2 separate regions of the Homo sapiens genome follow, and region 1 is linked to region 2. The links are chromatin loops, found by intact Hi-C in ENCODE. Cell type or tissue: Panc1. All regions are shown on one strand.

Evidence for each region. Peaks named below come from ENCODE experiments on the same cell type or tissue, not always from the same donor. Only the 100,000 strongest peaks of a DNase experiment are listed, where the experiment ranks them.
Region 1: it touches region 2 in a loop (4-fold over the local background); 2 of 110 quality-filtered maps call a loop at or near these places.

Annotation. Positions count from the first base shown.
Region 1 is chr7:36,658,154-36,660,653 of GRCh38, reverse strand. It overlaps AOAH (acyloxyacyl hydrolase), which reads left to right. Exons shown (of 21, transcript NM_001637.4): 4 at 1,389-1,488. Among named protein-coding and RNA genes, the nearest start is that of AOAH-IT1, 59 kb to the right of the region's middle. In Panc1, no CTCF peak of the experiment used is centred here; DNase peaks (open chromatin) are centred at 1,403, 1,823 and 2,413; H3K4me3 peaks cover 1,114 bases; H3K27ac peaks cover 2,500 bases.
Region 2 is chr7:37,180,967-37,183,466 of GRCh38, reverse strand. The region is part of intron 13 of ELMO1 (engulfment and cell motility 1); the gene reads left to right. Among named protein-coding and RNA genes, the nearest start is that of ELMO1-AS1, 180 kb to the right of the region's middle. In Panc1, CTCF peaks have their summits at 1,043 and 1,291 (motif pointing right); a DNase peak (open chromatin) is centred at 1,276; H3K4me3 peaks cover 233 bases; H3K27ac peaks cover 2,500 bases.

The DNA of each region.
Region 1 (2,500 bases), 520 kb after region 2:
CATTGTACTTTCTTCCATAAGAATAAGAAATATGCCCAGCCTGGTGCAGTGGCTCATGCCTATAATCCCAGCACTTTGGGAGGCCGAGGTGGGTGTATCATCTGAGGTCAAGAGTTCGAGACCAGCCTGACCGACACAGTGAAACCCTATCTCTACTAAACAATATAAAACTTAGCCAAGCATGGTGGTGGGTGCCTATAATCCCAGCTGCTGGGGAGGCTGAGGCAGAAGAATCACTTGAACCCAGGGGGCGGAGGTTGCAGTTAGCAGAGATTATTCCACTGCACTCCAGCCTGGGCGACAGAGCAAGACTCTGCGTCAAAAAAACAAAAACAAACAAACAAAAGACTCTGTTCCCAAATAATTGGGGAGACTGATTTGAGTAATAATAATGTCAAGCACGTCCGTGTGAAGAGACCACCAAACAGGCTTTGCGTGAGCAATAAAGCTGTTTATTCACTTGGGTGCAAGTGGGCTGAGTCCGAAAAGACAGTCAGCGAAGGGAGATGGGGAAGCGGTTGCTTTATAGGAGTTGGGTAGGTAATGGAAAATTACAATAAAAGGTAGTTATTTACTGTTAGCAGAGGAGAGGGTTGCAAGGTACATGGTGGAGAGATCATAAGACTTATTGTCCAGAAGAAGAATGTCACAAAGTCAAATGATCAACTAAGATAGGGCAGGGACAAGTCACGATAGTAAAATATTGTAATTTTACTCAGTTAAGGCAGGGACTGGCTGTTTTACTTCTTTGTAGTTTTTCTTTGGCTGCTCCAGACTTCTTGGCTCCTGCAGGCCATCTAGACGGATATGTGCAGGTCACAGGGGTTATAATGGCCGAGCTTCGGCTCAGAGGCCTGACAAAACTCTGACCTCTCGCAGGAAAAAAAAAAAAAAAAAAGAAAGAAAAAAGAAATATGTTTATAAGGGAATAGAATAGATTGTTTGGATTGTGCCTAAGAAAGTAAGGTTAGGTGTTTAAGGCTATATCGTAAATGATTTTTCACTATAAGGTTACCATGTTTCAAAGGCCCAAACTTCAAAATATTGTTTCCATCAAGTTACGTCCCTGCCCACTTTTTCTTTCCCAATTTTATGTGTGGCTTTGCCTGAAAAGAATCCCAGCACTCGCGTGAGAGGCTGACTGGCAGCTCAGTGCTGTGCATGCCCCATCCTCGCCTTTAGGACCTCATTCTAAATGCAGGAGAGAGCAACAGTGGCAGGAAATCATTACCATCCAGCAGCTCCCCGGGATTGGGGTCAAAGGCCACTCTGCAAGGAGTTGAGGGTATTAGAATCCATTCTGGGGATTTACCTTTCTTTGCAGTAGCTTCTGTTTCCTAATGCCTAAGAGATCTGAATAGCCTTTGTTTTGCACCGTTTCCCTCCAGGCTTAGCGCAGATATGAATGCTGATGTGGTATGTCACACTCTGGAGTTTTGTAAACAGAACACTGGCCAACCATTGTGTCATCTCTACCCTCTTCCCAAGGTGAGTGTGTAATCACTCTGAACATCTGTTTCCAGGGACATGCAAGGCTTTTGGAAATGTTAGAAAGGGAGGCTTAGCTTTTACTCGCTCAGTGTTTTGGGGACAGGGAGAGGCAAGATGACATTTTCAATTACCCCGCAAGAAATAATATTCCTGCATTTTGGCCTAGATCCATACTACCATGCTAGAAAGAATGTCTTTGCTGTTCAGCCATTGTGGACTGTAATTTTGAGCTGGCCTGCCAGTAGGTAGGAAATCTGATCAAAGAGACGCAGAGGTTTAAATCCCTATCACTTAAAAATCAAGCAAGTCACTCTCACAGAGTGAGCAACTCATGCCAGTTTGCCCAGGACTTTCCTGCCATGAGCACTGAAAGCCCCACATCTTGGGAAATCCTGGGCAGTTGGTCACCCTACGCTGAGCCTTATTGCTCTTACTCATAAAATGGGTTATGATAAACTACCTCCCACAGTGGTTTATTGTGGGAAGTCGGTGAGCTAATATGTAAAAAATGCTTAGCACAATAACTGATACAGTTTTTAAAGTGTTAAGAGAAATGACTGCTAAATGATCATTATTGATAACATTATTATTCAGTGATAGCTGTTCAGAGGACCCTGTGTGCATTATATCATTTTGTGTAGCTTTTAATTAGATTGCGGAGAGGAGGCTGCAAATGTTGACACAATTCCCTCCGCACACTCTGGATGAGAGGATAATATTGAATCCAGTTAGGCCACAGAATATTAATTTTCAGGAGCTGCCCGTGAAAAAAAATTCTTTGCCTTCTTTCTTGAATTGTAGTTTTTCTGGATATAACACAATAGGTTTCTATTTTAATTGTAATTTCCTTTTTATTCATGTTAAAATGAAGTTCATTTTAGTGCTTTGTGGCCTAACCAATGACCATGATTTTGCTGATGGACAGTATTAAATACATCAGCCTGTCTCCTTGAGCAGGAAGTAAGAGATGCAACTACCTGAGGAACGTGTATATTTCAAGCTTCCTCTG
Region 2 (2,500 bases):
ATAAAGCTTTGGGGCTCTGGTTCCCTCCTCTTCTCCCCCTGCCTCTTCCTCCTCATTGTCACATCCTTATTGTAAATACTTTAGGGGCAGTGTATAAAAAATGGCACTAATTACTGAAACAATGTTATTTACCACATACACTGGCAGAATGTTTACTATGTTTCTTTACAGCCGGGGTTTATTTTTGTTTGATGTATTTAGTTGCTGTGAAAATGAACGTGTTGCTCACTCTCGATAGACCTGTTCTTCCTCCTCCTTCCTCCTTCTCCTTCTGTGCCAGATCGTCCTCCTCTTCAGCAGCTTCTCTTCCTTCATTAGGCCTTCTGGGCAGTTTTTAGGATGTCTGCTCCTAAACTATTTCCATTTAAAATTGTTCTAGTGTATCAACACACCAATCACTTTGACTCCATGCAAGCTGGTCTCTGCATTTCAAACCTAGCTTCCGTGTGTTAGTCCTTTTTGACATTTTTATAGGGTTTCTCCAGGAAAAAAAAGAAGAGCATAGCAAAGGTATGAGCCATCCTTATGGAGTGCCAGCCTAGAGGGAAAGAGGAACTAAACATTGTTTGTATACTTACCACCTATGAGGGCCCCTCCACCATGTTTGACACACTCTTCTTGCAGCTAACTGGTGAAATAGATGTTTTGTCCCTGGTTTTATATCTAAAAATACTATACTGAGGTTAAGTAACCTGCCCAGAGTCTCACACGGGGTAAGAAGGGACACCAGAATTCAGTGATAATTGTATCATTCCCAAGCCTCTTGGCTTTTTAAATTTATTTACTCTAAACCATACTGCACCTCTCTAAGTAAAAGGTTAAGAGAACTCAGGAATGCAAATGAAAAAGCGCTTGTCAAGGGAGAGAGAAGAGAGAGAGGAGGGGGAGGGAGAGAGAGAGAGAAAGAGAGAAAGAAGGAGAGCGAGACCGATCGTGCCATTGCACTCCAGCGTGGGCAACCAAGCGAGACTCCGTCTCAAAAAAAAAAAAAAAAAAAAAAAAAAGTAGAGCACAAGAGCACTCATGATCTTCCTATGTTGTCATTTTTAGCCTTTTTCCACCTTATATGTGCTGAGAGCTGTTCTGCTGCCATTTTCTCTCCCTGCCTCAAGAGCACATTTAAGTGCAAGTGAATGGGGTGGGATTGTGATTGTTACACTGAGTGATTGCTTAGAATCTGCCCTACCGTATCTGCCGGTGTATAAAACTCTACCGATGTTACCAAACTCTGAGAGGATGTGAAGCTCTAGTTTTCACTGTGCTGAGCTGATTACCTCATGTCGTCACCAGGGGGCAGCACCTTCCCATGCCTTTGGACTTAGGAGCCTCGGGGCGGTGGGAAGCCCACACCAAACCCCATGCCTTAGCTGGTCACCTCTTACCTTCCAAGCCTGATCCAAGTTTGGGCAAAACGGATGTAAATGTGTTTTTAATTTTTTTTTTCTTATTTGAGAGGGGGGCAATTGGAGGGAGGAAATACAGCTTATATGTTGGCATACACATTTGAAATATTTGGTACTTTCTAAGCAGGAGTTTTATGTGTATTCTGTGTTCTTTTCTCTACTGAGAAAATAACTATTTCCTTTGCTAGGGATGCAGTAATCAGCAATGCCTGTTGCAACCATAAGTTACACCATATTTTCTCAAAGAAACATGGTAGTAATCAGAGGCCATTGTTCAAAGTACTGACTTTAGTCAGCTGACCTGCAATCAAACCTCAGTTTAGGCACTTACTAGCTGTGTGACCCTGGGCAAAATACTTAACCTCTCTGAGCATCACATACTCATCTGTGATATGAGGACTGCAATACATTCCTGCTTTCTTTTTTTGACAAATATTTATTGAGAATTTCTTTACTTGTGGAATGTGGTATTATGTCCTGTGTTTAATGGTCTTTATATGTATCTCCCAGTTCAGTTTCATATAAATTGGCCTCTTGTTTCTGTAACTAGGATTGCATTTCTGTCAAAAGTCTTGGCTTATACAAGGACGCTCAAAGGCCATCCAATCTGCAAATACAAGACAGAGCTGCCTCAGGAAATGCCCGATGATTTAATTAAAATGTGAAGAGTAGCCCACAGAGAGGGCAGGTGTGGTGTAACCCCACCCTGCAGGGATGAGGCGGGCATCCTCCTTCTCGGTGACTTAGCCTGGAGTACTACCTTGGAGTAGTTTCAGAGACGGTTCTCAGGACAAAAAGTTGACCCCTGTTTTAGGGAGGCTGCCTTGTGGCCACTGGGCATGCTGATGGTTTGCCATCTAACACTTTATGCCTCTCACTTGTCCCCATTTTGAGTCCAGGCAACTGTGACCCCTGGAATTATGGAGAGTCTCTTGGGACTGTCGTTATTATTTTTATTCTTACTGAGGTAAAATTCACATAACATAAAATTAAGCATGTTAAAGTAGACATTTCATTTAGTACATTTATAATATTGCACAATCACCCACTATCTAGTTCCAAAAATCATTTTTTTGAGTTTCTATTTTGATATGATT